Regions from separate parts of the Homo sapiens genome. Here region 2 is linked to region 1. A link is an interaction called in ENCODE POLR2A ChIA-PET data of the cell type or tissue named here. Cell type or tissue: PC-3. All regions are shown on one strand. Each heading gives the region's core, and the rest is flanking DNA. Links, peaks and the distances in the headings are about the cores only. Region 1 has its middle 34 kb from the start of LINC02635. Region 2 overlaps PARD3 (par-3 family cell polarity regulator).

Region 1 (16,333 bases), core at 2,800-10,799:
CCTAAAGTGCTGGGATTACAGGCGTGAGCCACCGCACCTGGCCTCGTTCTTATGTTTTCAGTTTTCTTGTTGCTGTGGCAGAATGACATCAGGCACAAACAGCTGAACTGCAGCCTGGATTCCCATCTCTGCTGGCTCTCCTGTCCTAAAGCCTAACATCCCTGAGTGCCTTCTGGCAACCTGAACATGGTGGAGCTGTGGCGTCCTTCTCCCTGATTTTTATTGCAAGGCAGCAAGCAAGACACAGTCAGTAATTACCTCCCGGGTAATTGCACAACTTTTGTGTTGTGCCTCACAAGCCTGGTCTCCAGCCACTTACATACGTGCAGGATGGAGAGTCTACGTGATGGGATCTGCCAACCCAAAGGGCATGATTGGAAGATAACCGGCTGGGTTGTGCCAGAGTTTTGTTTTGTGATCTCCCAAGGACACAGCCTTCAGAGAGTTAGAACCAAAAGATCTTAAAAAGCCTTGATATTTGCATAACGAACACTGTTTGTCTCAAATGTTTGGAATAAGTCTGTAGATAGAACACACCAGATTATTATTGTGTTTCTAGAGAAGAAACACATGGAAGTTAATTATGACTATGTAAAATTAAAAGTACCCTGCTGAAAGGTGACAGGGAGGGTGAGGGAGGTAGAGAGAGGTGGAGCCCGGAGCTGTTGCTTTTCATGAAGATTTTCTGTGCAGTTTGGATTAAATAATAATAATAATAATAATAATAGAGGGCTGGGTGCAGTGGCTCATGCCTGTAATCCCAGCACTTTGGGAGGCTGAGGCGGGCTGAGGGCAGAAGTTTGAGACCAGCCTGGTCAACTTGGTGAAACCCCATTTCTACTAAAAAAAAAAAAAAAAAAAAAAAAAAAAAAATTAGCTGGGCATGATGGTATGTGACCGTAATCCCAGCTACTTGGGAGGCTGAGGCAGGAGAATCATTTGAACCTGGGAGGTGGAGGTCGCAGTGAGCCAAGATTACGCCATTGCACACTCCAGCCTAGGCAACAAGAGTTTAACTCCGTCTCAAAAAAAAAAAAAGTAGAGACAGGGTCTTACTCTATCCCCCAGGCTGGAGTGCAGTGGCGTGATCATAGCTCACTGTAACCTTGAGTTCCTGGGTTCAAGCCATCCTCCTGCTTCAGGCTCCCGAGTAGCTGAGACTACAGGCACGTGCCATCACGTGTAGCTAATTTTTTTTTTTTTTTGCAGAGATAGAGTCTCACTATGTTGTCCATCCTGGTCTCGAATTCCTGGCCTCGAGCAATTGTCCCACCTCAACCTCCCAAAGTGCTGGGATTACAAGCATGAGCCACCCACCACACCTGGCCTACCTGTTTGGAATTTTTTTTTTTTTTTGACACGGAGTCTCGCTCTGCTGCCCAGGCCGGAGTGCAGTGGCACGATCTCGGCTCACTGCAACCTCTGTCTCCCGGGCTCAAGCAGCCTCCCAAGTAGCTGGGATTACAGGTGCCTGCTACCACGCCCAGCTAATTTTTGCATTTTGAGTAGGGACAGGGTTTCACCATCTTGGCCAGGCTGGTCTTGAACTCCTGACCTCTTGATCCATCCACCTCGGCGTCCCAAAGTGCTGGGATTACAGCCGTGAGCCACCGCATCCGGCCAAGCTGTTTGGCTTTTTAAAACCAGGTGCATGTAGCAATTTTGTCACAATTTTGACAAAATTAAGCGATATACTAAAAGATAATTAAACAATTCATTTACACCCACCCACAGTCATATAGCATTAAACAGAAAGCAACCTTTGGAGTCTGGGGACTGTATTCAAGGTGCTCTGTAAACATCCATTATATTCTGCTCTTATTCCTTTGCTGCCATTGAAGGTTGAAGTCACACCAGTTACTCAGCAGTCTGTTTGAGAACGTGTTCAGAAATGAGCAGAGACATTCATCAAGAGAAGCACATTTGACGGGGTGAGCTGGAGTCCATCAGACCTCACAACCAAGGGCTGGCAGGAGCTGAGCCCAAAGACCGGCCTCTCCAGAACCATCTTTCCGCCAAGTGAGAGGCTGGGAGGCAGCGTGGATTTGTCACACAAGCGCATTGTATTTTCTGGCCTTAAAGGAAGAAGCCAGCTGGGCACGGTGGCTCATGTCTGTAATCCCAGCACTTTGGGAGGCCACCTGAAGCCAGGATCACCTGAAGCCAGGAGTTCGAGGCCAGCCTGGCTAACATGGTGAAACCCTGTCTTTACTAAAAACAAAAATTAGCCAGCGTGGTGGCGGGTGCCTGTAATCCCAGCTACTCGGAGGCTGAGGCACAAGAATCGCTTGAACCCAGGAGATGGAAGTTGCAGTGAGCCGAGATTGTGCCACTGCACTCCAGCCTGGGAGACAGAACAAGACTGTCTCAAAAAAAAAAAAAAAAAAAAAAAAAGAAGAAGCTGGGGTTAATTTCTGGGCTGGAGCAAATAGATGCATGGCAGCCGCAGACTGGGCCAGTTGAGGATACCCCTCACCAAAGGTCAGGCAGCCCCCTGGCTCTTCCATCCTCTTTGTCAGAAAGAGTATTTTTTGTGATCTTCTAGAATTTTAGATGTGTTCTGCAGAAGGCTCTTCCTGAAGGAGAGGATTCTGAAGCAAAAGCTGTCCACGGTCTCCGGTCTCCGCAGGGGATATTAGAACATGGTGTTCTAATAACAGTCCTTGGCTGCAGCCCGAGAGCTGTCAGGCTTCCTCCTGGGGATCAGGGTGCAGTTGGCGGGAAGATGAAGCAGGCTTGGAACCGGAATGCTTTCTACAGGCATCCTGGGAATGTGCTCTCAGCAGGCCACTCCGGGCACTGGGGACACATGGAACCGCTGCTTTTCTGGGTTAAGTTTCCTTTTTCTACAGGTAAGTCCCAAGAAGACCACCGAGACTGTCAGAATCCCACAGACTTTTTCTCCAAGGGATATTCAATCCCAAATGAATAGAAACTTCCCATGTTCCCACAGAAGGCTTTTTTTTTTTTAATTCTTAGATTTTATTTTGTAGAGACAGGGTCTTGCTATATTGCCCAGGCTGGTCTTGAACTCCTAGTCTCAAGATGTCCTCCCACTTTGGCCTCCCAAAGTGCTGGGATTACAGGCATGAGCCACCACACCTGGCCCATAGAAACGTTTTTAGTTAACAGGTGGAAGGGAACAGGCTTAATTCTTTCTAAATAAACCCAAGTGTTTCAACTAATTTGTTTTAAAAAGCATCCTTTAATATGCCCAACCTTTACTTTTTTAAAAATACTGCTATAATGTTGTTTTTCCTTAAGGTTTATAAACACAGCATTCAAGAAGTTTCTTTTCCTTGTACGATTTTGTCTACAATAAAGAGCATGCTGCTCGGGGTGATCATGTGGTTCAAACTGCCTGGATTCAGCCAGATGTGGGGCAAATTAAAAGAGAGATGATGCTTTTTAGAGTAAAAAACGGCCGGGCGCGCTGGCTCACACCTGTAATCCCAGCACTTTGGGAGGCCAAGGTGAGTGAATCACAAGGTCAGGAGTTCGAGACCAGCCTGGCCAATATGGTGAAACCCCGTTTCTACAAAAAATACAAAAATTAGCCGGGCGTGGTGGTGTGCATTTGTAGTCCCAGCTACTGGGGAGGCTGAGGCAGAAGAATTGCTTGAACCTGGGAGGCAGAGGTTGCAGTTAGCCAAGGTCACGCCACTGCACTCCAGCCCGGGCGACAGAGCAAGACTGCATCTCAAAAAAAAAAAAAAAAAAAAGAATGAAAGTCTTGGCCGGGCATGGTGGCTCATGCCTGTAATCCTAGCACTTTGGAAGGCTGAGGCGGGTGGATCACCCAAGGTCAGGAGCTTGAGAACAGCCTGGCCAACATGGTGAAACCCCATCTCTACTAATAATACAAAAATTAGCCAGGTGTGGTGGCACACGCCTGTAATCCCAGCTACTTGGGAGGCTGAGGCAGGAGAATCACTTGAACCCAGGAGGCGGAGGTTGCAGTGAGCCAAGATCACACCACTACACTCCAGCCTGGGTGACAGAGTGAGACTTCATCTCAAAAAAAAAAAAAAAGGGTAAAAGTCTTTATTTAAAGACAGTTATGTGGGCCAGGGTAGATGTTCCCACCTGTAATCCAAACGCTTTGGGAGGGATTGGGGCCAGGAGTCCAAAATCAGCCTGGGCAACAATTAGACTCTGTCTCTACCAAAAAAGAAAAAAGAAAAAATTAGGTGGGCACAGAGGCACATGCCTGTAGTCCCAGCTACTCAGGAGGCTGAGTGGGGAGGATCACTTGAGCCTGGGAGGTCAAGGCTGCAGTGAGCTGTAATCATGCCACTGCACTTCAGACAACAGAGTGAGACCCTATCTCTATAAAAATAAAATATAATAAAGACAGTAATGGTAAACCAATATTTTAAAAAATGCTTCATTTCAAAATGCTGTGCTTTCTGAATAAAATCTAAAGAAATGGATGTTTATCCATTCGTTCAACATATATTTATGGGGCACTGCTCTGTGGAAGACACTATTTTCAGCCTGGAGTACAGTTATGAATACACAGAAGCTGGGTGCGGTGGCTCAAGCCTGGGATCCCAGCACTTTGAGAGGCAAAGTGGGCAGATTGCTTGAGTCCAGGAGTTTGAGTCCAGCCTGGGCCATGCAGTGAGACCCCATCTCTACAAAAAATTTTAGAAGTAGCCTGGTGTGGTGGATGGTGTCTGTAGTCCCAGTTACTTGGGAGGCTGAGGCAGGAGAATGGCATGAACCCAGGAGGTTGAAGCTGCAGTCAGCTATGATGGTGCCACTGCACTGCAGCCTGGGCGACAAAGCAAGACTGAAAAAAAAAAAAAAAAAAAAAAAACAGAGAGACGGACAGAGAGAAAGAGAGAGAACAATCCCTGCCCTCCTTGAACCAAGGCTTTCACCTTCTAGTGGCAGAAGACAGGTAGGAAATAAACAAACAAGCAAACCACAATATTAGATGGCATCAGTGCTATGGGAAAGAACAAAACAGGGAAAGGAGAGGAAGCCTGTGTGGGCATGCGGGTGTGTGTGTGTGTGTGCGTGCGTGCATGCATGTGTGTGTGATGGTGAGGTGGGATGGAGGGGCTGCAATTCCAAGTAGGGGGTAGTCAGATAAGGTTTTGCTGAGGACAACATTTGAGCCCAGGTGGGAGGGACACAGCTACGTGCAAATCTGGGTATGAAACAGCTGGAAGGCCCGCATGACAGGAGTGGAGTGAGAGAGTTGGAGTTGGAGGTGGTTGGGGAAGTGGAGGGGGTGGGGAAAGCAGGATCACGCTGGGGGAGGGGAGCACAGACAAATCCTACCAGGCCCTGTAGGCCATTTCCCAAAGAGGATGACTTTTCTCTGGGTAAGATAGGGTGTTCTAACACAGAAGTGACACACCATCTTTTTTTTTTTTTTTGAGATGGAGTTTCACTCTTAGTACCCAGGCTGGAGTGCAATGGCGTGATCTCGGCTCACTGCAACCTCCGCCTCCCGGGTTCAAGCAATTCTCCTGCCTCAGCCTTCCAAGTAGCTGTGATTACAGGCATGCGCCACCATGCCCAGCTAATTTTGTATTTTTGGCAATACATGGTTTCTCCATGTTGGTCAAGCTGGTCTTGAACTCCCGACCTCAGGTGATCCGCCTGCCTTGGCTTCCCAGAGTGTTGGGATTACAGGCGTGAGCCACCGCGCCCGGCCAACACACCATCTATTTTAGCATTAAAAGCACTGTTCTGGGCCAGGCTCCGTGGCTTGCACCTATAATCCCAACACTTTGGGATGCTGAGGCAGGGAGATCGCTTGAACCCAAGAGTTTGACATCAGCCTGGGCAACATAGGGAGACGCTGCCTCTACAGAAATAGAAATTTAAAAAATCAGCCGGGTGTAGTGTTGTGCACCTGTAGTCCTAGCTACTCAGGAGGCTGGGGTGGGAGGATCACTTGAGCCCGGGAGGTTGAGGCTGCAGTGAGCCGGGATCATGTTATTGCATGCTAGCGGTGGCAACAGAGCAAGACCCTGTCTTAAAAAAAAAAAAAAATGCTGGCCGAGCGCGGTGGCTCACACCTGTAATCCCAGCACTTTGGGAGCCTGAGGCAGGCGGATCACGAGGTCAGGGGATTAAGGCTATCCTGGCTAACACGGTGAAACCCCATCTGTACTAAAAACACAAAAAATTAGCTGGGCGTGGTGGCGGGCACCTGTAGTCACAGCTACTCGGGAGGCTGAGACAGGAGAATTGCTTGAACCCGGGAGGCGGAGGTTGCAGTGAGCACCAAGATCGCGCCACTGCACTCCAGCCTGGGTGACAGAGCGAGACTCCATCTCAAAAATAAAATAAAATTAAAATTAAAAAAAAGCACCGCTCTGCTCTGCTGCTGTTTTGATAATAGAGCAGGCTTGAGAGTGTAGAATCCAAAGCTGGGAGTTGAGCTAGGAGGTGTTTGCTGTAATCCAAGAAAGACCACAGCAGCCTGAATCATGTTGGTGATAAGTAGTAGAAAAAATCAGAATGAACGTAGACTTGACAGGATTTAAATGTAAGATGTGAAAGAAAAAGAAGATTCAAGGATGATCCTACATTTTGGGCCCTGGCAATGTGGAAAAAAAAAACAAGATCTCAGGACCCTGAACTGGCTATGCCAAAGGGAAAGTTAAGCTTGGGAAGTGAGTCATGCAAAAACTGCCTTCCTTTTGTCCCTGAACAGATAGCAATAGTAAGCTGTAATTTTACATGCTTACTTTATCTTATGCAAAATGTAGATTTACTGAGCATGAGATGAATGCATAATTGCCATTTTCTCTGCTCCCTCCTTTCATGTGTAAAATGTAGATTCACTGAGCACTAATCAAAGCCTCACAAGAATGTAAATGATTATTTGCCTTATTACCTATCCTCCATCCATCCACGTTTTTCCTTCTTTTTTCTTTTCTTTTTTTCTTTTTTTTTTTTGAGACGGGATCTCGCTCTTGTCTCCCAGGCTGGAGTGCAGTGGCGCCATCTAGGCTCACTGCAACCTCCACCTCCCAGGTTCAAGTGATTCTGCCTCAGCCTCCTGAGTAGCTGGGATTACAGGTGCCCACCATCACGCCCAGCTAATTTTTGTACTTTTAGTAGAGATGGGATTTCAAGACCAGCCTGGTCTTGAACTCCTGACCTCAGGTGATCCACCTGCCTTGGCCTCCCAAAGTGCTGGAATTGCAGGCATGAGCCACCACGTCTGGCCTCTTTTTTCTTTTTTAAAAACAAAGTCTCATTATGTCACCCAGGCTGGGGCTGGAGTGCAGTGGCGCAATCGTAGCTCACTGTAACCTCAAACTCCTGGGCTCAAGCCATCCTCCTGTCTCTGCCTCCCACGTAGCTGAAACCACAGGCACACGCCACCATGTCCAGCTAATTTTAAAATTTTTTATAGAGACGGGATGTTGCTATGTTGCCCAGGCTGGTCTCAAATTCCTGGGCTCAAGCAATTCACCTGCCTTAGCCTCCTCAGGTGGTGGGATGTGAGGCATGAGCTACCGCATCTGGCCTGCCCCACTTTTTTTCCTTTCCTCCTTCTCCTCCTGCTCACTCCTTCCCATTTAAATATTGAAGTGCTTAAAACCTCTTTGGAAAAAGCACGGATCACAGATGCTCCTGTGATTTGTGTTTTTTCCCAAGCATATCCTCAACCTTGGCAAAATAAACCTCCAATTAATTGAGATCTGCTTCAGTTACTTTTTTATTTATAGCAACAATTTTAGTGAGCTCAGGCTGCCATAACAAAATATGGTGACTGGATGGTTTAAACAACACAAATTTATTTCTCACAGTTCTGGAGGCTGGGAAGTCCAAGACCAAGGTGCCAGGATAGTCTGTTTCTAGTTAGGACTCTCTTCCTGGTTTGCAGACAGCTACCTTCTCCCCTGTGTCCTTACATGGTGGAGGGAGAGCTCTGGTGTCTCTTCTTTTTTTATAAAGACACCAGTTCTATTGGATCAGGGCTGTATCCTTATGACTTTGTTTAACCTTAATCACCTCCCTACAGGCCCTATCTCCAATATGGTCAAATGAGGGGTCAGGGATTCAACATATACATTTGGGATGGGAGACATAATTTAGTCCATAGCAGCAACCAAAAGGATGGACTTGCCATTTACCGAAATGAGAAGTCGAGTGAGAAGCGAGTTTTGAAAGAAAGGGCAAAAGGTCCATGTCGGACATGTTAGGCTTGAGATATCTGTTCATCAAGCCAGTTGGTTATAAAGTTTGGAATTAAAAGGACAGGTCTTGGCTAAAGGTATGAAATTGGGAGGCATCAGCTCATTGGTGGCCAGGATACTAGAGTAGATAACCAGAAGTGGAAAGGACCCAAGGCACCCCGACAGGCAGAGTTTGGGGTGAGGAGGACAGGACAAGAGACATAAAAGGAGCAGCCAGGGACATAGGAAGAAACCTTTGAGTATGCAGTGTCCCTGCAGCCAAATGAAGATAATTATGTAGGGAAGAGGGAGTGATCAACTGTGCCAAGAGCCCCAGAGAGGTCAAGGAAGAGGAGGACTGGGAATTGAGTCTTGGATGTAGCCCCATGATGGCCACTGGGGATTTTTTTTTTTTTTTTGACAGAGTCTTGCTCTGTTGCCCAGGCTGGAGTGCAGTGATATGACCTCGGCTCACTGCAGCCTCTGCCTCCTGGGTTCAAGCAATTCTCCTGCCTCAGCCTTCCAAGTAGCTGGGATTACAGGTGCCCACCACCATGCTCGGCTAATTTTTTGTATTTTTAGTAGAGACAGGGTTTTACCATGTTGGCTAGGCTGGTCTTGAACTCCTGACCTCAGGTGATCTGCCCACCTCGGCCTCCCAAAGTGCTGAGATTACAGGTGTGAGTCACCACGTCCAGCCTTTTTCCTTTCCTTTTCTTTTTTTTTTTTGAGACAGAATCTTGCTCTGTCGTCCAGGCTGGAGTGCAGTGGCATAATCTCGGCTTACTGCCCCCACTGCCCAGATTAAAGCGATTCTCCTGCCTCAGCCTCCCGAACAGCTGGGATTACAGGCGCCCGCCAGCACACCTGGCTAATTTTTGTATTTTTAGTAGAGACGGGGTTTCACTATGTTGGCCAGGCTGGTCTCAAACTCCTGACCTCAGGTGATCCACCCACCTTGGCCTCCCAAAGTGTCTCACCCATCTGAGCCCTCACCATTGTACTCTCTTCCCTGGGTTTTGTGAAGCAGGGAAACTGAATTTAGTCTTTCCCATAGGATCTTATATCATTTACATCTTGCTTCTGATACAAAACTTCAGTTATAAAATTTTCACTAAATGCCAGAAAATGTTTTCTTTTAAGGGACCTGTCTTTCATTCAGGGAAAGCATTTTCAAATTCTTCAGCAGACGACTTGAAAGGAGCTTCCTGTCTGACTTCAGAGGCACTCCCAGCCAGGCGCAGCCCTGCCCTGGGCACAGACTCACTGCCCATCCTCACAGAGGCCCTTTCCTTCCGCACCAAGGGCACCTGCTCTGAAGCTGACCCCGCTGAAGGCTGGGGAACAATCACAGGTGTCGTCAGTCAGCATCCAGAAAAACGAGTCGGAGAGGAGAAAGGGCATGTAGGAAATGGAACCAGTCATTCTATTGTCTTTGACTTGGTACATTTTCCTCTGCCGCTACTCCCATCTTTTGTCTTTTGTGGTTTGTGATACTTTTCTCTTTGTCTCTCGGGAGGCCAAGTTGACTAAAATCATGAAATGGGGCTGGTCACATTGGCTCATGCCTGTAATCCCAGCGCTTTGGGAGACTGAGGTGGAAGGACCACTTGAGCCCAGGAGTTCGAAACCGTGATCATGCCATTGCACTCCAGCCAGGGTGACAGAGCCAGGTCCTGTCTCAAAAAAAAAAAAAAAAAAGAAAAAGAAAGAAATTCAATCTAGTCCAAGTCCCTTTCACATCATAGATGGGGACTCTTGGGGCCCAGGGAGGTTATCTCACTGCCTCAGTCACTGAGCCTGCTCGTAGAAGAACCGGGTGTAGATCCAGGCTCCTGCCTTCACAGCTTTATCTGATGCCCCAAACCTGAATAAACTCAGCAGGGAGCTGGCGGGCTGGTTCTTGAGGGGCTCAGAGGTCACTGCCTAGGTCTGGGGTCACTCCAATGCCAGGAGCGGCCTGTACCCTCAGCTCACTCAGGGGAACAATTGTGCCATTTATTTTATTTTATGTATTTATTTTTGGAGTGAGGCCTTCCTTTGGGTGGCATTTATTAGTAGCACTATTTATCCCGTGTCTACTGCATTGCATGATCTCAAGTGCTTTGCCTAGAGTTTCTCAGTTTTCACCCAAGCTCTGCAAAACTCTATCAGTTCTATTTGACACAGGAGGAAGTGTTAAGCAACAAGGTCAAGATCACACATTAGTGAGTGGGGAGGCTAAGAATGGAGCCCAGACGTGTCTCATTCCAAGCCTGTGATGGTTCCATACAGACACAGGCTCCACAAATTCACACTGTCTCAAGACTGAGTGTAGACAGTGGCCAGTGCAAATGCATTCATCTCCCTGGAAGGCATGTATAACCGTGTATAACCACACGACTTGTTTCAACCAGTCATCACAGCCTCTCCCCAGTGAGAAAACTCACTTGGAAATGCAAATTAAGATGGGAAAGTTACTTATTGAACATAAAGACAGAACAAAGGAAACCCCATATCCTTAGAGGAACCTATTATCAAAGCGATAGCCTAGTGAGACAGCAGCCTCCCTTGTGGGGCCGGCTCCCACCCCTGCCTAGCTGGTGGGAGGAGGTGTGTCAGCCTGCCCCGGTGACCGCTCTGACGTGGCGCATCACTGGAGTCACCTGGCAAACTCTTACCCTGACTCTGTCCTTTGTGACCACATTTTCACAGCTGTGATTCAGTCTCCCTTCCCCAGTAACATTTCAGAGGAGTCACAACTCAGGGCTCATTTTGCAGTGGGTACATTTTAAGGAGTCGCTTTTTTTGTTGTTTTGACAGAGCCTTGCTCTGTCGCCCAGGGTATTGTGCAATGGCGCAATCTGGACTCACTGCAACCTCCAAAGAAACCACTTCTTAATGGAATCTAGGGATGGTCCCTGCGCATCTCCAGACAATAGTTAGGCAGCATTACCTCTGGGAAAAGATTAGCTTTCTAAATCTCATTTACTGTAAATGCATTCAAGTACATGTCAAAGACTTCGGACCTTGCTTGACTGGAATCCCATAGCCAACAGGAAATCCAATTTCTGTAGGTCTGTAGTAGCCACTGTTTACTATTGACACCCAGAGTTATTGTTTGTCTCTTTTGTTTGCTTTCAATGATAGCATGTGCTTCTGTCACAACAAACAGCATTTAAGGGAAGACGCTCTCCTCCCAACCTTGACATCTGATCCTCAGTTACACACTGACATTTAGTTATTTTCAATTAAAAGTGACAAACTGTATTCCAAAAAGTGATTATGTGCCTCCAGGTCTACCACAGACTTTTTTGTTTGTTTGTTTGTTTGTTTTTTGTTTTTTGTTTTTTTGAGACGGAGTTTCGCTCTTGTTGCCCAGGCTGGAGTGCAATGGCGCGATCTTGGCTCACTGCAAACTCCACCTCCCTAGTTCAAGCTATTCTCCTGCCTCAGCCTCCCAAGTAGCTGGGATTACAGGCATGTACCACCATACCCTGCTAATTTCGTATTTTTAGTAGAGATGGGGTTTCTCCATGTTGGTCAGGCTGGTCTCGAACTCCTGACCTTAGGTGATCTGCCCACCTCGGCCTCCCAAAATGCTGGGATTACAGGTGTGAGCCACTGCGCCTGGCCCTACAGACATTTTTTTAGATGTTAAACTTCATGCTCACTTCGGCACCACATTTATTAAAATTGCAATGATACAGAGATTAGCATGGCTCCTGAGCAAGGATGACATGCAATATAAAATTCAAATCGAAAAAATGTTTAAGTTAATTCCATTTCTTATCTAAGCCTTCATTCTCCCTCTCTCATCCAGCTCTTGGCCCTAAGGTCTCCGTGAACCTGGAGAGGAGGCAAATCTCAAATCCATTTGGCTTCCTGACAGTAGGTAGATCTGACAAAGGATTTAGTATCAAATGTAATTGAACTAATGGGCAAAATTCTGGTTTTTGATTAAGTTAGGATATTAGGATCTGGAGTTGCATTGTCTGATATAATAGTATGGATGAAAAGAGTCAAACTCTGTAAAATATTTGAAGAGATTTGTTCTGAACCAAATATGAGTGACCATGGCCCAACACACAATTGTGGGAGATCAAGAGAATATGCACCCAACTTGGTCGGGCTACAGCTTGGTTTCACGTTTTAGGGAGACATCACAAAACATCAATCAATACATGTAAGATGTACATTGGTTTAATCTGGAAAGGCAGGACAACTGGAATCCAGGTTTTTGAAACCTGGATTACACTTACCTGGGTAGTGTCAGAGGCATTTGAACAAGAGCAATTTCATCTTGAATACGGGCTGGGTAAAATAAGGCTGAGACCTACTGGGCTGCATTCCCAGGAGGTTAGGATACTCTAAGTCACAGCATGAAATAGGAGATCAGCACAAGACACACGTCCCAAAGACTTTGCTGATAAAACAGGTTGCAGTTAAGAAGTCAGCCAAACTCGGCCGGGTGCGGTGGCTCATGCCTGTAATCCCAGCACTTTGGGAGGCTGAGGCGGGGCGGATCACAGGGTCTGGAGATCGAGACCATCCTGGCTAACATGGTGAAACCCCATCTCTACTAAAATACAGAAAATTAGCCGGGCATGGTGGCGGACGCCTGTAGTCCCAGCTACTCAGGAGTCTGAGGCAGGAGAATGGTGTGAACCTGGGAGGCGGAACTTGCAGTGAGCCGAGATTGCGCCACTGCATTAAAAATAAAAATTAAAAAAAAAAAAAAGAAGTCAGCCAAACTCCACCAAAACCAAGATGGCAATGAAAGTGACCTCCGCTCCTTCTCACTGCTCATTATACGCTAATTATAATACATTAGCATGCTAAAACACACTCCCATCAGCGCCATGACAATTTACAAATGCCTGGCAACATCAGGAAGTTACCCTATATGGTCTAAAAAGGGGAGGAGTCCTCAGTTCCGGGAAATGACCACCGCTTTCCCAGAAAACTCATGAATAAGCCACCTCTTGTTTGGTATATAATCAAGAAGTAACGGCCAGGTGTGGTGGCTCACGCCTGTAATCCCAGCACTTTGAGAGGCTGAGGCAGGAGGATCACTTGAGGTCAGGAGTTCAAGACCAGCTTGGCCAACATGACAAAACTCCGCGTCTACTAAAAATACGAAAATTAGTTGGGCGTGGTTGTGGACGCCTGTAATCTCAGCTACTCGGGAGGCTGAGGCAGGAGAATCACTTGAACCCAGGAGGTGAAGGCTGCAGTGAGCCAAGATCATGCCACTGCACTCCAGCCTGGGCAACAGAGCAAGACTCTGTCGCAAACTCTCCCCCAAAAAGAAGTAACAATAAGTATAAGCAGTTGAGCAGCCTGTACTGCTGCTCTGCCTGTGAAATTGTTTTGTTGTTGTTGTTGTTGTTGTTGTTGTTTTGAGACAGAGTCTTGCTCTGTCCCCCACACTGAAGTGCAGTGGCTCGATCTCCGCTCACTGCAACCTCCACCTCCCCGGTTCAAGCGATTCTCCTGCCTGAGCCTCCCAAGTAGCTGGGATTAAAGGCACCAGCCATCATATCCAGCTACTTTTTGTTTTTCGTAGAGTTGGGGTTTTGCTATGTTAGGCAGGCTTGTCTCTGACTCCTGACCTCAAGTGATCTGCCCGCCCCGGCCTCCCAAAGTGCTGGGATTATAGGTGTGAGCCTCTGCGCCCGCCCTTGTTTCTTTCCTTCTCTAATACACTTGCTTTCACTTTACTCTATGGATTCGTCTTGAGTTCTTTCTTGCACAAGATCCAAGAACCCTCTCTTAGGATCTGGATCAGATCCTTTTCTGGTAAGAATAGGCAGATTCAAAGATTTTCTGATTGGCAATTGGTTGAAAGAGTTTATCTAAAGACCTGAAATCTATAGAAGGAAGTGTTGAGGTTAAGACAAGACAGTGTGGAGACCAAGGTTCTTAATACTCAGATGAAGCCTCCAGGTGGGAGGCTTCAGAGAGAATAGATGGGAAATGTTTCTTATCAGACTTAAAAATGTGCCAGACTCTTAGTTAATTTCTCCTGGATCAGGAAAAAGACCTGGAAAGGGAAAAGGATCTCTATAGAATGTAGATTTTCCCAACTGACAGCTTTGCAGAGCCGCTTCCAAATACATGGAAGAAATGTATTTCAGGGTAAAATTCTTCAATTTATTTCAGAGCCTGCTATCTATCACATTGGTATTATATTTCTACTAAGAGTCTGTTTGGTCAGTCTTAAGCTCTCTGTTTTAATGTTAATGCTGGTTGTTGTACCTGAATTCCAAAGGGAGAAAGGTAGAAGGAGGCATGTCCGACCACCCATTCCCATCATGGCCTGAATTAGTGTTTCAAGTTAATTTTAGAATACCCTTGACCAAGAGGAAAGGTCTGTTCAGCTGGTTGTGGGGGCGGGCATAGAATTTTATTTTTGGTTTACAATAGCCACTAGTACTGGTGGCTATTTAAATTAAAATTGTTGAAAATATCATAACATTACAAGTTCAGTCCCTTGGTTACAGTAGCCTTATTGATATGGAAAGGGGTTCTGATTTAGACCCTAAGAGAGGGTTCCTAGATCTTGTGCAAGAAAGAATTCGAGGTGAATCCATAGACTAAAGTGAAAGCAAGTTTATTAAGAGAGTAAAGGAGGCCAGGCGTGGTGGCTCACGCTATAATCCCAGCACTTTGGGAGGCCAAAGTGGGAGACTGAGGCAGGAGAATCGCTTGAACCTGGGAGGCGGAGGTTGCAGTGAGCGAAGATTACGCCACCGTACTCCAGCCTGGGCAACAGAGCAAAACTCTGTCTCAAAAAAAAAAAAAAAAGAAAGTGAAGGAATAAAGAATGGCTACTCCATAGGCAGAGCAGTGGCATGGGCTGCTTGACTAAGCATTCCTATAGTTATTTCTTGATCGTATGCTAAACAAGTGGTGGATTATTCATGAGTTTTTCAGGAAAGGGGTGGGCAATTCCCAGAACTGAGGGTCCTCCCCTTTTTTAGACCATATAGGGTAACTTCCTGACGTTGCCATGGCATTTGTAAACTGTCATGGCACTGGTGGGAGTGTCTTTTAGCATGCTAATGCATTATAATTAGCATATACTGAGCAGTGAGGACAACCAGAGGTCACTTTCATTGCCATCTTGGTTGTGGGTTTTGGCCGGCTTCTTTACCACAGCCTGTTTTATCAGTAAGGTCTTTATGACCTGTATCTTTTTTTTTTTTTTTTTGAGACAGAATCTCACTCTGTTGCCCAAGCTGGAGTGCAGTGGCATGATCTTGGCTCACTGCAACCTCGCCTCCTGGGTTCAAGTGATTCTTCTGCCTCAGCCTCCCAAGTAGCTGGGACTACAGGTGCATGCCACCACGCCCAGCTAATTTTTGCGTTTTTTAGTAGAGGTAGGGTTTCACCATGTTGGCCAGCCTGGTCTCGAACTCCCGACCCAGTAATCTGCCTGCCTCGGCCTCCCAAAGTGCTGGGATTACATGTGTGAGCCACCACTCCCGGTCTATGACCTGTGTCTTGTGCCGACCTCCTATCTCATGCTGTGATTTAGAATGCCTAACCTCCTGGGAATGCAGCCCAGTAGGTCTCAGTCTTATTTTACCCATCCCCTATTCAAGATGGAATTGCTCGGGTTTAAACACCTCTGACATTATTTCAAGTGCTCACTAAACACATGCAGCTCGTGTCTACCATCTTGGATAGATCAGATGTAGAACATGCCAACACTTCCATCGTTGCAGAAGTTTCTATTAGCACTATTCTGGAGGGCCCAGGAGCTGGATGGCACAGACATTTTGTCTCCCCTGGAGATGGCTCAGGAGCTATTCTGAGCTTCTTACAGGCTTCTGACTCTCCACAGCTTCACCTCCAGGCGCTAAGCCACTGTTTCCTCTGCTTGGAACATTTCATCCATTCCCACCTCATACCCTTCAACTAACTCCAGTAAGGTCCCTCCTTAGAAATTACTCCCTCCAAGAAGGCATCCCTAACCCCCAAGTGTCTAGATCATGGCTGCTCATTTGGCTGTCCCTATATACCCCCAGCCCATTTCCCCCATCACAGCATCACATCACTAGGTATTATAATGATGTGTTCATCTGTCTGTATCTCTCATTCCTCCATTCGCTCATTCATTTATTGAGCACTCATTAATTGCCAGGCACTGTGCTAGAGACTGGGGATACCCTGGTGAACGAGGCGGGCATAGT
Region 2 (16,333 bases), core at 3,948-11,947, 230 kb before region 1:
ATATCTCCCCTAGGAAGTTGGAAAAAAAAAAAAGACAAAGAAGATAAAAAAGGCTAATAATAAAATTAGACCAGTCAAGTAAGTCAAGCAACTTGAATAACAGGAGTTCTAGAAAAAGAGAATTGGGAAAACAGAGAAATAACCAAAAACAATTTCAACTTAATTCCCCAAAATGACATATGTTTCCACATTAAAAAGTTCCATAGAGACCCCAACACAATGTATAAAAGCAGACATACACCAAGGCACATCAGAACACAGAAGAAAAACAGAAGATTGGTGGGGGGAAGGGAAGGAGAACATCCAGAAAATAAAGCACAGGCCACAGTGAGGGAAAAGGAGTCACAGCAATACTGGAATCTAGACAATCATCTACCAGTGACTTCAAAACTCCTACAAGAAATAGTCCCCCATCCTAGAATTCCATTTCTTGCCCAAATACCGGTAAAGTATGAAGGTAGAAAAAAGACCTTTTTTAGAAATGCAACGTTTCCAAAAACATTACCCCTTTGTAAGTGGAAGATGTGTTCCAACAAAATAAGGCAATAAACCATGAATGAGAATGACACAGCATATGAAAACAGGAGACATAACACAGAAGACAGCTCCCGGGACGATGGTGAAGGTGGATCCCATATTCCAGGACGTCAGCTGCAAACCTGGAGCAGAGTGACCAGTCCAGACACCCCAAATGTGACCTCTTCAAAATGGCACTGAAAGAGTACCCAATGCAACTAAACACAGCAAGACACAATTTTAACAACTGACTAAGGCTAAGGCTAATTAGTTATAAATGTACAGAAGATCAACCAAAGGAAAAAACATTCCTCATTTCAGGAAAAACACAAAAGTTGTGAAGGAAAGAAAAGGTGATCAAGGTATCATACATGGTTCAGCTGTAAGTAGCTTTAATAATAAAAATAATGTGAACCTAGAATATTTAATCAAATTTGTAACCATATTTTGTAACAAAGTGGTCTAAAAAGTAAGTGTGACAGAGGGAGGAGAAAGGCAGACACAAACACACACAAAGAGACAGAGATCCTAGAAATGGCTACCTGTGAGTGGGGGCATAGCACACATACGGTAGTGAAATAGGGTTAAACCTTCCATGTTAACTCAATAGATGACAAACAACAAGAAAAAACAAACGAGATAAGCAATTTACATAAAAATATTAAAGTAAATATCAAAAGAACCAGGAGCAAGAGTTGGAAAAGGCAACCTCTCCCAAAGAAGGCTCTGCTCTTTTTCATAACAATCCTAGTAGTGCTATCTGATCATGTGCACATGTCACATTGAGAAACACAAAGACTAAAGAGAAACAAGTTTGAAAAGTCCTTTAAATAATAACCATGGCACACAGTTTACAGTTTAGCATCCACCAACCAGATTAGCCACATGATAGTTAAGTTAACAAGACAAATAAAGTCCTAGTTAGTGATATAACAAATAGAAAACATTTCATTTTTTTGTTTTGTTTTTAAAAATGCCCCTCAGACTTCTAAAACACTTCATTTTAAAAAGTCAACAAAAGAGCACGATCAGCAGGAACTATGCTTCTCTCTAGATTCTCTGGGTAACTCTCCAATTTATTTAAGCCAAAAACAAACATTTTTAGAATATATTCTGAAGTTCTGTTCTTAAAAAAAAAATGAATCATTAGCACTTCAAGATAGATATCACACATGCAATTCTGACTTTTCCTGATTTAATCAGCTTCATTTTTAAAAATGCTGATTGGCCAGGTGCAGTAGCTCACGCCTGTAATCCCAGCACTTTTGAGAGGTGGAGGCAGGAGGATTGCTTGAGCCCAGGAGTTCAAGACCAGCCTGGCCAATGTAGGGGGACCCCATCTCACAAATAAGTTTTTTCTTGTTGTTATTTTTGGTTTTTTAATTAGCTGGGCATGGTGGTGTGTGCCTATAGTCCCAGCTACTGGGGAGGCTAAAGCAGGAGGATCACTTGAGCCCGGGAGGTGGACAATACAGTAAGCTGTGATCATACCACTGCACTCCAGCCTGGGCAACAAGTTCAGACCCTGTCTCAGGAAAAAAAAAAAAAGCCAATCTTTTCCAATAAACTGAAACATAGGACCCATCTTCAATCTTGTTACAGGAACACTGCTAAACATTATACAAATGTTTGTGTTGCCTTCTCAATACAGGGAGAAGACAGACAGTCAGATGTCATAGCTGATGTTCAACAACAAAATAATGACCTGTATCACCACAAGGGAGGGACTAATATCTCATGCTAAGTACACTGCTCGGCCCCCATTCTCCACTCCAAACCACACCCAATACCAATGCCAAAACCTCAGCACCACAACACAAGACAGAGCAAACCACAAACCTGCTGCCTCCCTTGACAGGTGGATAGCTTCATTTATCTCATCAATCAAAAGTGAAAATGGAGGCATGAAACCAGGTGAAGTCCAACCTCAAGGAAATAAGTTTCTGGCATTTAGTCTTATTAGAACTAGCACATAATCTCTCACAGGGTCACACATTATTCAATAATATGAGAAATCAGCCCATCGATGACCTCCAAGATCTGACATGACTTTCATGCCAACACAAAGTCATGGAAGTCCTTCAACTCCTCCACCATTCTACAGAAATGAAGGGAATGGCCTCAGACTACAGCGCTGGCACAGGACACAGCCAAGGCAAGAATGAGACAGCAGTAACCACCAGTTAGATCTGCACTGCATTTTACAATTTTAAAAAATGCATTCATGTGCATTATCTCATGTGGAAAGAGGGCTTATAATTCCTATTTTCAGAGGAGAGAACTGAGACTCAGAGAGCATAAATAGCCGGCAAGAGGTCACAATTCATAAATGCTGGCAGCCAGGACTCCAGCCCAGGTCTGCTGATTTATTCCCAAGTCCTTTCTCAGACTAACACTGGCAGTTTCCAATCTGAAGCGTCAGGGTTGCTTGTCTTCTTTCCACAGCCCCTCCTCCCAGCCTCTTCTCAACAGCTTCATTTGTTAATACAGTACATAAAGAGAAGATCCAGGCCAGGCGTGGTGGCCCACACCTGTAATCCCAGCACTCTGGGAGGCCATGGCAGATTGCTTGAGTTCAGAGGGCCTAGACCAGCCTGGGCAATATGGCAAGACCCTGTCTCTATAAAATACAGAAAACAAAACAAAACAAAAAAACTTAGCTGGACGTGGTGGCAGGTACCAGTAGTCCCAGCTACTCAGGAGGCTGAGGCATGAGGATCACTTGAGCCTGGAAGGTTGAGGCTGCTGTGAGCCACGATTGTACCACTGCACTCCAGCTGGGGTAACAAAGTGAAACCTTGTCCCAAAAATCAATTAAATTAATTAATTAAAATAAAAAGACGAGATCCATAAAGTATTTTAATAAAAAGGGCCAGGTGTTGTGGCTCACGCCTCTAATCCCAGCACTTTGGGAGGGTGGGGCAGGAGGATCATTTGAGCCCAGGAGTTAGAGACCAGCCTGGACAACACAGTGAGATCCTGTCTCCACAAAAAATTTTAAAAATTAGGGCTGGGTTCGGTAGCTCACACCTGTAATCCTAGCACTTTGGGAGGCTGAGGTGGTCAGATCACTTGAGGTCAGGAGTTTGAGACCAGCCTGGCCAACATGGTGAAACCCCATCTATACTAAAAATACAAAAATTAGCCAGGTGTGGTAGTGCGCACCTGTGGTCCGAGCCACTTGGGAAGCTGAGGTGGGATGATCGCTTCAGCCCAGGAGGTCAAGGCTGCAGTAAGCAGTGGCGTGCCACTGCACTCCAGTCTGGGTGACAGAGTGAGACCCTGTCTCAAAAAAAAAAAAAGAAAAGAAGAAAAAAAGTGTTGGCTGTTAAAACCAAGTCTGAAAAGCCACACCATGAAAAATTCTATTACATGTTCTAATCACATCATGATTTAAAGTGGTGGTTCTCCAAGTGGGAGTCCAGGCCAGCATCACCTGATAATACACTGGAAATTCCAATCCCAAGCGGGATACACCACCAAAAAAAAAGTCTCTGGAGGAAGGACCAACCACCTATTTATACATTTAAACTAGCCCTCCAGGTGTTTCTGATGCACACTGAGGTTTGAGAACCAGTGATTCAGAATGAGGGGCGAGAAGAGATCAGAGAGGAAGCTGAAACACCTTGTGCCTCTTCTATACACTACGTTTTAGCCCAACAACTCGTGGGTTTAGTGCTTCTATCCAAACTTCGGAAATCAAACAGATGTTAGCTATTACATCTTTAAAATGGTTACCATGAACACACACACACATATTTGTCTCCTATAAGCATACAGATAATCTCAGTGTTCACTGTCAGAGTCCTTTCTCAGTGTTATTTCAACTCCAGGCTCTGTGCAGGGGATTGCTAACGCCACATCTTTAGACCAGAACCCTCCCAGCACTCCCACTTCAAACATCCACCTCTCACTGCACCTCACCCTGGGAGCAGTCTGAATCCTCCAAGGAGCTTGTTTTAAAAGCCTGCCAGGAAATTTTTATGCAACAAACAAAAGAATACCCATTTGGGAATTACTTATGACTGGACAATGTTTTTATGGAGTCCTATTTTACTTCAAATAGATAAAGCTTATATTCCTTATCTTCCCTCTAACACCAACTTCCTGCCTTCTTCATTCCTACTGATAGCAGCATCCTCCTGATTGAACCTAATCAAAACATAGCCTCACTTCTTCTTTACAGGAAATACAGGGGATAGAGAACCAAGGTAAACAATACCATAAGGAAACAATCAGACAAATCCAGAATATGAGTTTTTCTTTGTTTTTTGTCTTGTCTTTACAACGCAATTGCACTGATCTTTAAAGGAAAAAAAAAAAAAAGTCCACTTCGTCTGATATCTAAGTGCAATGTATGATCCTGGAGTGGATACTGCATCTGGAAAGAAAAAGTACTATGAAAAAGGAAAGGACAACTGAAGAAATTTGTCAAATTAAGTTAGGTAATGGAATGATACATTGGTAAGTTTTCTGAATGTGATCATTGTACTAGTTATACAACGAACAGTCATTTTTTGAGGAAATGTATGCTTAAGTAATAAGGGTGAGAAGTGTTATAATATCTGTACTTTAGTCTCAAATGGTTCAGGACAAAAAAATGCATACTATTACTAATGTGTATCTTTATGTTTATAGAGATAGAAAAACAACGTAGCAAATGTAAACAACTGGTGAATCTAAAGTATCAGTGGTGCATTTCACTAAAGTGTACATTAGAAATTTTTCAAGAGAAAACGTTAAAAATATGTCATTAAAAAAATAACCTGGGGACTTTTCTAGATCAAAAAGATTAAGGAGGAATATCCAAATTCAAGGTGTGAGTGGTGTTTGGGTCCTTGCTGGGTTTAAAAAAGAAGTCACTGTAGAAGACATCTTGGGAACAATGAGGGAAATTTTAATATGAGCTCAATATGAGATAATATTAGGAAATGATTCTTAATTGTCCATGTGATAATAGCTTTGTGGATATTTAAGGAAACACCCTTATTCTAAGGAGTTGTGTTCTGAAGTATTTAAAGTGCCATGTCTGCAAATAGTGCAAAAAAATACACACGTACACATATATGTACATGTGCACATGTACATATACATATAAACATACAGGTGAGAACCCCTAACCCAAAATGCTTGGGACCAAAAGTGTTTCAGATTTCCATTTTTTTCAGATTTTGGAATATTTACATGCACATGAGATTTCTCGAAGATGGGACCCAAATTTAAACAAAAAAAGTCATTTATGTTTCAAATATGCCTTATACACATAACCAGAAGGTAATTTTATACAATATTTTAAATAATTTTTTACACGAAACCAAGTTTGTATTAAGTCCAAGTTTGTGTTAAGTACTTATGTGTGGAATTTTCCACTTGTGGTATCATGTCAGGGCTCAAAAAGTTCCAATTTGGGAGCATTTCATATTTTCAGATAACAGATGCTCCACCTGTATACACACACGCAGGAATAAATATGTATTATTAGGAGTGCGAACAGGAAAATGCAAATCATCTCAAGTATTTTAAAGAGAGGGAAGTTAATACAAGGAACTGGTACAAAGATTTGTAAGAAGAGTCGTGACTCTAAACCAGGATGGTGGTGGAGGCGGGGGCCACACACAGGTTAGCAGTAGCAGGAAGCTATGACTACCCCTGGGCTGAGGGGATAAGGGGAGGTAGCACCAGAGCCCAGGGTGGCGGAAGTGGGAGCCATGGAGGACTCAGGGGCAGGAGCTGGAATTTGGGGAGAGACTTGTTTGCTGCAGAGACACAGCCCAAAACAGAGAGGGAGAAGGGAACTACTTTGGGGCTATGTCATCCCGGGGCCTCCTATCTCCCACCAAACCTCCCACTGGCCAAACCCAACCAGAGGTCAACTGACACAGCTGTGCTTTGTATGATTCTCTCAGCTACTATTTGAGTTTTTCATAACAAATTGGGAAACCAAATTAATTTTAAACAAATTTAATGACCCAGGGTTCATGAGAATACAGGAAGCCAGCATTCTCACACACTGCGCCTGAGTATTTTGCACACATTTTTGGAGAGGCGGGGGGACAGGGAGCTAGAATTTGGTACCACGCATCAAAATGCTTAAAATGAAATATACCCATTGATCCAGAAATTTAAAATGTGGAGGAAGATACATAGCCAAGATGCATATATTAAATGGGATATTTTAATATATAACAATAGAGAATGGGAACTAGCTATACACGTAAAAACAGGAAACAGGTTGAACACATTCAATCAATTAAACACAACAGAGCAATTCACAATGTTGTTCACCGACTGTTACATAAGACTTTGTTTCATCCCTAGTTTGAAGAATGTATTATCTACAGCCATAGACAAAAGAACTGCTATGCACAACTGGCAGTGCTTGTCTATATTTCCTGGCATTCCATAATAAATATATACGTGCAGTTTTAAATATTTATCCTCTTAAATAACTAGTGAATACATTTCTTTCTTTCCCATCTCTTCCTCTCCTGTTCCCAATAAAATGACTGTCCAATTCACTTCTAGACCCCATCTCTTCAATCCTGTGCCACATCTTGCTACATTTATCTTCACAAAATATTCCCTTTATCATGTGACTGTCCTGTAATATGAGTCATTTCCAATGACTCACTACTTTCTAAAAGTCAAAATCCAGTGTTCTTGGCCAAGCACTCAAAGCTCATCCCAAGCCGGTTTGTGACCAGCCTCAGCGTTGCCTCACCGTATTTCGATGTTCAATTGTTCTGTTCACTGATAAACCCCAAGCACCCAAAACAGTGTCTGAGACAGAGAAGATGCTCAATAAATACTGGTCAAGTGAAGAGACCCTTATGTTTTTGTTTATTCTCTTCCACATATCTGCAAAGCTTTCACCCCCAGAGTTCCAACTACCCAAATTGTATGTATCTTCCCAAATCCAGTTTATAAACCATCCCCTTGGCCGGACACAGTAACTGGCACGCATAACCTCAGCACTCCAGGAAGCCAGGGCAGGAGCATCACTCGATGCCAGGAATTCAAGACCAGCCTGGTCAACATAGCAAGACTCCATCTCTATAAAGCAATTAAAAATTAGCCAGGTGTCACGGTGCACACCTGTAGTCCCAGGTATTCCGGAGACTGAGGCAGGAGGATCACTTGAGCCCAAAAATTCAAGGCAGCTGATGAACTAAGATTGCATTGCCACACTCCAGCCTGGGTAACACACCCAAACCCCTAAAAAAAAGTAAAAACAAAAACTCCCCCTCCATGAAATGTGCTCCAACTCTGAAGTATTTACCTAGGCCAGGTGCAGTGGCTCACACCTATAATCCCAGCACTTTGGGAGGCCAAGACGGGTGGATCACTTGAGGTCAGGAGTTTGATACCAGCCTGGCCAACATGGTGAAACCCCACCTCTACTAAAAATACAAAAAGCTAGCTGGGCGTGGTGATGGGCATCTGTAATCCCAGCTACTCGGGAGGCTGAGGCAGAAGAATCCCTTGAACCCAGGAGGTGAAGGCTGCAGTGAGCCAAGACGGTGCCACTGCACTCCAGCCTGGGCACAGGGCGAGACTCTGTCTCAAAATAAATAAATATTTACCTAGAACACATTTGTCACTTAATAGCCTATTTCCTGTATATGCATGGTAATTTTTTTACTCTAGATAAGGTCTCCAAAGGCAGGGGCCATCTTCAGCTTTTTTTAGCATAGAACAAACAAAGCACTGTGTTGCATAACTAGTGTGTCCCAGAAAAAAATAAAAATAATACCCCTATTGGGTATAGGAAAGAACTTACACAAGAGTTTCTAGGAGAATATAATCAACAAACACAGGCCTATGCTCTCCTAGCTGCCAAAAGAAATGCGTGGACATGCCAGGCCATGTCAGGATCAACGCCCCCATTCACCCTTTATCCTGTCCCTCAGAGCTGGCTCAAGAAATGCTGTGTGATTATTCTAGTTTACATTCCAGGAAACATTTCAGATGTGGGGAAAGAAGACATCCAGACACTCTTCCCTTGCAATGAAAACGAACCCAACTTGCAATATGAATACCTTCGTCCTCACCTGCAGAGGTGGGTCCCCAGTGTGACTGGCCAGGAATCTTAGGCAGAAGAAGTGAGCTTAAGCCCCGATAAATATCTTACTCATACCCCAGAAAAAAGAGGGCAAGCCAAAACTCACCTTGGCCAACCCAGTTCTCCTCACTCTAGTCCCGATGGATCTAAGAGTGTGGAAGGGTACGAACAGTGGGTAGTATTGTTACCTGATGAACTGGTAGACAGAAAACAGAAGGCTTTACTGAGGGAAGGTAGTGAATATGGAATAATCCAAGCCTAAGTCCCTAAACCACAGTGTGGACGTAGCTACAGGATATTCTGCTCCAGAACTCAAATCTGTATCTGCAAGCTTCACAACCATCAGCACCATGAAAGCAGGCACCTGGTGCTGCGCCCACCTCCTAATCCATTCCATTCCTTCACCCTCACTCTGATTACAGAGCACTTCTGACATGACACCTGCTTTTCCATGTGACAATCCTGCAAGATCAATGTTTTCAACTGTATTTTGTAGAAGAAGAGACTAAGGAATAGGACACTTGACTTGCCTGAGATCAACACCACATAATGTCACAGTCAAGCATAGCTTAGGCTCAGACGCTAACCTGGAAATCCACATTTTCCCTTTAGGACACACTGATTCTTCCAAGAAGTTTGCCAAGGTGACACATTAGGAAGGGAGACACTGTCGCAACACCCAAGATAAAAGGCCTTTTTTAAGGGGGTACACATGGACATAAAGATGGCAACAATAAACACTGGGGACTACTAGATGGAGAAGGGAGGGTGAGGAGATGGTTGAAAAGGTATTGGGTACTATGCTCACTACCTGGGTGATGGAATCAATCGTACCCCAAACCTCAGCATCATGCAATATACCCATTAACAAACCTGCACAAGTATCCCTGAATCTAAAATAAAAGCTGAGGCCGGGCGCAGTGGCTCATGCCTGTAATCACAGCACTTTGGGAGGCCAAGGCAGGCAGATCGCTTTAAGTCAGGAGCTCGAGACCAGCCTGGCCAACATGGTGAAACCCCGTCTCTACTAAAATACAAAAATAAATTAGCCGGGCATGGTGGCAGGCACCTGTAATCCCAACTACTTGGGAGGCTGAGGCAGGAGAATCACTTGAACCTAAGAGGTGGAGGTTGTGGTGAGCCGAGATTGCACCACTGCACTCCAGCCTAGGTGACAGAGTGAGACTCCATCTCAAAAATAAATTAATTAATTAATTAAAAGTGGAAATTATTTTTAAAAATAAAATAAATTTTAAAATAAAAACCTTTTCTTCTTAGAACAGAAAAAAAAATGGAATAGTGAAAGCTGTATCATCCACCAGGTAATATGCTAGACTAATTTCACTATGAAGAAGTCACACTTTGCACCACTTTGCCTATCACAGATAAACAATCTAAGACGCATTCCATTCCATACTCCAGGCAGTGCTAGATTCAAAGCTGTAGAAAGAACAACCAGGCCAGGTGCGGTGGCTCACACCTGTAATCCCAGAACACTTTGGGAGGCCAAGGCGGGAGGGTTGCTTGAGGCCAGGAGTTCAAAACCAGCCTGGGCAACACAGCAAAATCTCAATCCCACCAAAAAAATTAAAAATAAAATTAGTCAGGCGTGGTGTTCTGCACCTGTAGTCCCAGCTGCTCAGGAGGCTGAGGTAGGAGGATCGCTTGAGCCCAGGAGGTCAAGGCTGCAGTAAGCTATTATCGCATCAATGCACTCCAGCCTGGGTGACAAAGAGAGACCCTGTCTCAAAAAAGGAAAAGAAAAAGGAAACAAAAACAACCCATAAACATAAAATAGGGTCACGGACATCTCCAGGCAGAGATCTCCTGCCTCTCCTCTGGAGAGGTTACCTCCTCTGAGGCCTGGTAACTATAATATTGGGTGGTATTTTAAAAACTAACTAAAATGTTGAATATTTCTCTACTATTTATAAAAGAAATAATCCAAAACAACCAACCTGGAAGAACTTTAAGGTTACTCATCCAGCCTAAGAGAAGAAAGATCTACCCTCTCCTGTTTACTTCTCCCTAGCAAACAAGAGATGTTGACTCAGACCAAAAGGAATTTTTCTGACCTGGAAAGAAAAGCCTCACTGAAACATGATAAATTCCAAATGGCTCTGAATCCTAAACAAAAACTTGACCCCGAAGTAGCTCCCCACTTCCCTGTCACATTACTTAATCCAAAAATGACCTGATTTTTCACAAAGAAAGGCTCCCAAATGACTTCAACATAAAGATTAATTCCTTACACCTGGCTATATGAAACCCAACTGCATCAGAAGAAATACTCCTACATGAATATAACAGAGTAGACTATTATTAGGAATAAATGAACCCTGATGAAGGCCTTGCACCTACCTCTGATTTCCTCTTTGGAGCTATGGACAAACAGTTATCCAACTGCACCTCGTGGCATCTGTACTTAAATCCAGCACACCCCACACTGCGTGGGGTCCAAGTTAAAGTGCCACAGCACCCCAACATCCTAAGTGTGGCCCCTAAGGGGTGGATGCCATACCACGGCACAGCTTAGATCACAGCCACTTGTGATCTAAGGACGGAGGGGCCTGTTCCCAATGTCTCCTCAGGATTGCTGATGTCTGAGGTGGAGTTCCCATCTCCTTGCAGGATACTCCTACTCTTGGCCAAGGGAGGGATCTATGATGGTATCTTCAAAAGATTTCCATAAGATCACAGGGTGCTCCTGAGTCTCATTACCACAGACATCTTTGTAAGCAAAGAACACACATCAAAATTTTTTTTTTTTTTTTGGAGATGGAGTCTCACTCTGTCACCCAGGCTGGAGGGCAGTGGTGCATTCTTGGTTCACTGCAACCTCCGCCTCCCGAGTTCAAGTGATTCTCCTGCCTCAGCCTCCCGAATAGCTGGGACTATAGGCACGCACCACCACAGCCAGCTAATTTTGTATTTTTTGTAGAGACGGCGTCTCACCATGTTGGCCAGGATGCTTTCCATCTCTTGACCTCATGATACACCCACCTCAGCCTCCCAAAGTGCTGGGATTACAGGCGTAAGCCACCACACCTAGCCTAACCTTTTTTTTTTTTTTTTTAAGAGACAAGGTCTCGCTCTGTCACCCAGGCTGGAGCACAGTGGTGCTATCATAGCTCACTGCAGCCTTGAACTCCTGGCCTCAAGCAACCCACCTGCCTCAGCCTTCCAAGTAGCTGAGATTACAGGTACACACCACCACGCCCAGCACATTTTTAAATTTTTTGTAGAGACAAGGTCTCGCTGTGTTGCCCAGGCTGGTCTCCAACTCCTGGACTCAAGTGATCCTCCTGCCTCGGATTCCCAAAGTGCTGAGGACTGCACCCGGCCCTGTGCATCAACTTTGAGGAAAGAATATGAGCATGGACTGAGCCATACACACAGGGGATGTACCTTCATATATGACAAGATACAAGCCATGAAGTCCACAGGATCTTCCTGTTGCTCAAACTTGTTATCTGCTTGTCTATACCTCCTGGAAAGCCATCCCTACCCCTTCCCTTGCGGAAATCTTACCCACATTTCAGTTCCTGGCTGAAATGTATCTCTGCAAGACAACCATCTTCAATCCTACTTTTATCTTATGCCCAGTCCCCCCAAAGCACTTAAAATGACGTCTTGAAGATGTGCATGTTTTACCGTTTATCACCATGGTGAGTCCCATAGGCCACAGTATGCATTCATTCCACAAATATTCACGAAGCATCTACCATGTGGCAGGCACGGAACAAGATGCAGGGTCATCGCAATGAATGGGTCCCACCCTCCTAGAATCTGTGGTCTAGCATACGAATCAACTAGAGCTCCCTCTTAAACATAGCCCTCACACCACAAAACATTCACTGAAGTCTGTTACTGGTTATTTCAAGCCAAAGATCAATTTCTATTCCCTTGCTAACCTATTTTGTTTGAAAATCTACTGGCACTTAGATTTTTCTGAAAGGCCCTAATATTATGACTCAAGACTTTATCTAGGCCATCTGGTCAGTTTCAAATACAGACATCCATTTAAAATAGGAGAATTTTAAAGTACGGGCTCCAAGACACCTTATAAAATACACATAAAAGAGATTTTATACATTAATTCCATAAAATTCATAATTCCTTACATACATGGTTAGTTCTCTGTTCCTATATTCCCTTATGAGACATTTGAAATGTAATGCGTGTGCCTTCAGTTTATTTAAGAAATTATGGTACATGGTGTCTCAGAAAAAGGAAGTTTAACACAATGCATTAAAACAGAGAATACATCAAGCACAAATACAACTAGTCTGCACTGGTAATATTCCCTAGGATACTTTAAAGTTTCTGATAAAATCCTGCATGGAAGCATGGAAACAAATTAGCTGTATGGGAACTCAGGCAAAACATAATTACACAACTAGTAATTAAAGTGTGAAATGGACTACCTCAAACAACAATAAAACTTGTAACTATAAACTTATCAGATGGGAGGAGGGGACAAAAGAGCAGAGTAGGTTGTGAAGCTTGAAAGCAAGCTTGTCCAACCTGCAGCCCCATGGGCTACGTGTGGCCCAGGATGGCTTTTCTTTTTTTTTTTTTTTTTTTTTTTTGAGACAGAGTTTTGCTCTTGTTGCCTAGGCTAGAGTGCAATGGTGCAATCTTGGCTCACTGCAACCTCTGCCTCCTGGGTTCAAGCGATTCTCCTGCCTCAGCCTCCCGAGTAGCTGGGATTACAGGCATGCGCCACCACCCCCGGCTAATTTTGTATTTTTAGTAGGGACAGGGTTTCTCCATGTTGGTCAGGTTGGTCTCGCACTGCCAACCTCAGGTGATGCACCTGCCTCGGCCTCCCAAAGTGCTGGGATTACAGGTGTGAGCCACTGCACCCAGCCTCAGGATGGCTTTGAATGTGGCCCAACACATATTCATAAACTTTCTCAAAATAATATCAGATTTTTTTTTGCAATTTTTGTTTTACCTCATCAGATATTGTTAGTGTATTTTATGTGTGGTCCAAGATAACACCACTTCTTCCAGTGTGGCCCGGGGATACCAAAAGATTGGACCCCCCTGCTTTAAAGACATACAGATAAATTGTGTGCAGCTGGTGACCTGGGCCTTGATGACAAGGGCATCTAGTGAGTGCAAGCCTTATCTATCAGTAGCCACAAAAAGGACAATAAAATGACTCTGTGGTTAAGTGGCCTGAAACTGCACAAGTCATTTCCTCTTTGTGGGCACCCAAGTCCTTTTGTATAGAAATGAGGGAGTTGGATGGTCTCTGGGGTTCCTATATTGCTCTACCAGTCTATGATGCTATATCAGAAAAATTAAACAAACTCCAGGCAGCCTTTTTCCCACAAGTAGAAATAAAACAGCCATTCCTACCAACACATAATTAGATCTTGAAAACAACCCATAATACAAAATTAAAAGTACCTAATCTCCTCTACAACATTCTGTATTAAACACGCATTTATAAGCATGTTCCCCTGCAATCGCAGAGTTCAAAGTTCTGTAGACACCATTCACCCAGAACAGCTTTCCAAACCCTGAGAGTCTGGTGGAGGTGCTGGAAACACCATAAGCAAGCAAAGTCACGGTCCCACGCAGATTACTGGAAAAGCCTTCTAAGAGCAAGAAAAGTCAAATATGGAGAAGAGCGTCCACGTGGCTACTACTGACTGGACACATTTCTATATTTACCATGTACTCTGACAGCAGCTGGGGATGGCAGGATGGCATGGTGCACACCACCAGTGAATTAAGAACCAAACACCCAGTCTGAAAATAATTGTGTTATGCAATAACAGCGGTACAGCCAAATCTATAATAAAACCCCTGTTCTACAACACTTAAATATTAATTTCGGGGCCAAGCGTGGTGGCTCACGCCTGTAATCCCAGCACTCTGGGAGGCCGAGATGGGTGGACTGTCTGAGCTCAGGAGTTCGAGACCACCCTGGGCAACATGGTAAAGCCCTGTCTCTACTAAAATACAAAAAATTAGTTGGGCATGGTGGTGCATGCCTGTAATCCCAGCTACTTGGGAGGCTGAGGCAGGTGAATTGCTTGAGCCTGGGAGGAGGAGGCTGCAGTGAGCCAAGATGGTGCCACTGCACTCCAGCCTGGGTAACAGAGACTCCATCTCAAAAAAAAAAAAAAAAAAAATCAATTTTGGGAGGCAAGCCATAGGTATATGAAAAGGTCACTAACAATACTCAGTTATGGAAATTGTAACTGCCAACCAAGCAGTACATGAATTGAGAAAATACAGAAAACACTAAAGACAAAGAACGCTTCATGAAGAAATGGTCATTTATTTTCAATCAGGAGAAATCTTAGGACAAAGGTGAGGAGGTCAAAACATGCACAGTGAGGCTGGGCACAGTGGCTCACACCTGTAATCCCAGCACTGTGGGAGGCCGAGGCCAGAGGATTGCTTGAACCCAGGAGTTCAAGACCAGCTTGGGCAACAAAGTGAGACCACGTCTCCACAAAAGGCAACATAATCAGCCAGGCATGGTGGTGCATGCCTGTAGTCGCAGCTACTGAGAGGCTGAGGCTGGAGGATTGCTTGAGCCTAGGAGACCAAGGATGCAGTGAGCTGTGATCACACCACTGTACTCCAGCCTGGGCAACACGACAAGACTCTACTCTATCTCAAAAATAAAAATAAATTGGCCGGGCACGGTGGCTCACGCCTGTAATCCCAGCACTTCGGGAGGCCGAGGTAGGCGGATCACCTGAGGTCAGGAGTTCGAGACCAGCCTGACCAACATGGTGAAACCCTGTCTCTACTAAAAAATACAAAAATTAGCCGGGCGTGGTGGCAGGTGCCTTAATCCCAGCTACTTGGGAGGCAGAGGCAGGAGAATTGTTTGAACCCGGAAGGAGCAGGTTGCAGTGAGCCGAGATTGAGCCACTGCACTCAAGCCTGGGGGACAAGAGCGAGACTCAAAAAAAAATAAAAATAAAAAATAAATTTTAAAAAAATGCATGGTGTATTGGAACAACCAGGGAAACAGCCTAGAAACAATACACTCCATCACAACTTGTGGTGTTGTCCTTATTCATCCTTTCTCCCCACAATATACTGATACGTTGAATTGAGCCAGGCACATGTAACATCTCTGCTAGGGATAGACTAGGGCAGAGCCCTTTTTAGACCTGTCTGAAAAAAGCTAGTGCTCGAATCCTAACCTTCATGTCATCATTAATTGTGACGTTTGTTCTAAACAACCTTAAAGCAATGTAATATACCACCAACAGAAACATCAAATGTAAATCCAGAATTTGAGGTTTCAAGGGAAAAAAAGCATTTCAAAAGGCCCCAAATAAATTTTAATTCTAAAATTTTAAGGATTATTTCATTTTCTTATATCCTCCCTCTACTTTAAGTTAAATCCCTTCTCATCCCTCCAATCTTGTTTAATATTAATAGTTACTTAATACATTCCTGAGTGCAGTGCAGCAACACTTCCTGTTTATCAAAAGACTAAAATAAATAGCAGGTCAACAAGACTAGACAAGGAAAACACAAAACTCGTTTGACAACTGGGGCCAGAAACATGTTTGTATGCATGCAAGAGAAACCACCACCTACCTTTTTAGTTAGACCTGCTCGATATCATACAGCAAGCAGATTATTTCAGTATAACCCTCAAACCATGCCCCTCTTTCCTTCTCCCCTCCAAAAGGACATTTAAAGCCAACCAGAGATTTGGGCAATGAATTTATGAACTTTAAGTTCAAGACTTTCAACTTTCATATT

Evidence for each region. Peaks named below come from ENCODE experiments on the same cell type or tissue, not always from the same donor. Only the 100,000 strongest peaks of a DNase experiment are listed, where the experiment ranks them.
Region 2: POLR2A ChIA-PET joins it to region 1 with 19 read pairs; 2 of 35 experiments call an interaction of 5 or more read pairs at or near these places.

Annotation. Positions count from the first base shown.
Region 1 is chr10:34,931,171-34,947,503 of GRCh38, forward strand. It overlaps the pseudogene RNU6-193P. Among named protein-coding and RNA genes, the nearest start is that of LINC02635, 34 kb to the right of the region's middle. In PC-3, for the core only: CTCF peaks have their summits at 6,946 and 7,149; a DNase peak (open chromatin) is centred at 6,651.
Region 2 is chr10:34,703,440-34,719,772 of GRCh38, forward strand. The region is part of intron 1 of PARD3 (par-3 family cell polarity regulator); the gene reads right to left. Among named protein-coding and RNA genes, the nearest start is that of PARD3, 100 kb to the right of the region's middle. RefSeq lists a silencer at 13,637-13,776. In PC-3, for the core only: no CTCF peak of the experiment used is centred there; DNase peaks (open chromatin) are centred at 7,182 and 10,622; H3K4me3 peaks cover 1,218 bases; H3K27ac peaks cover 2,320 bases.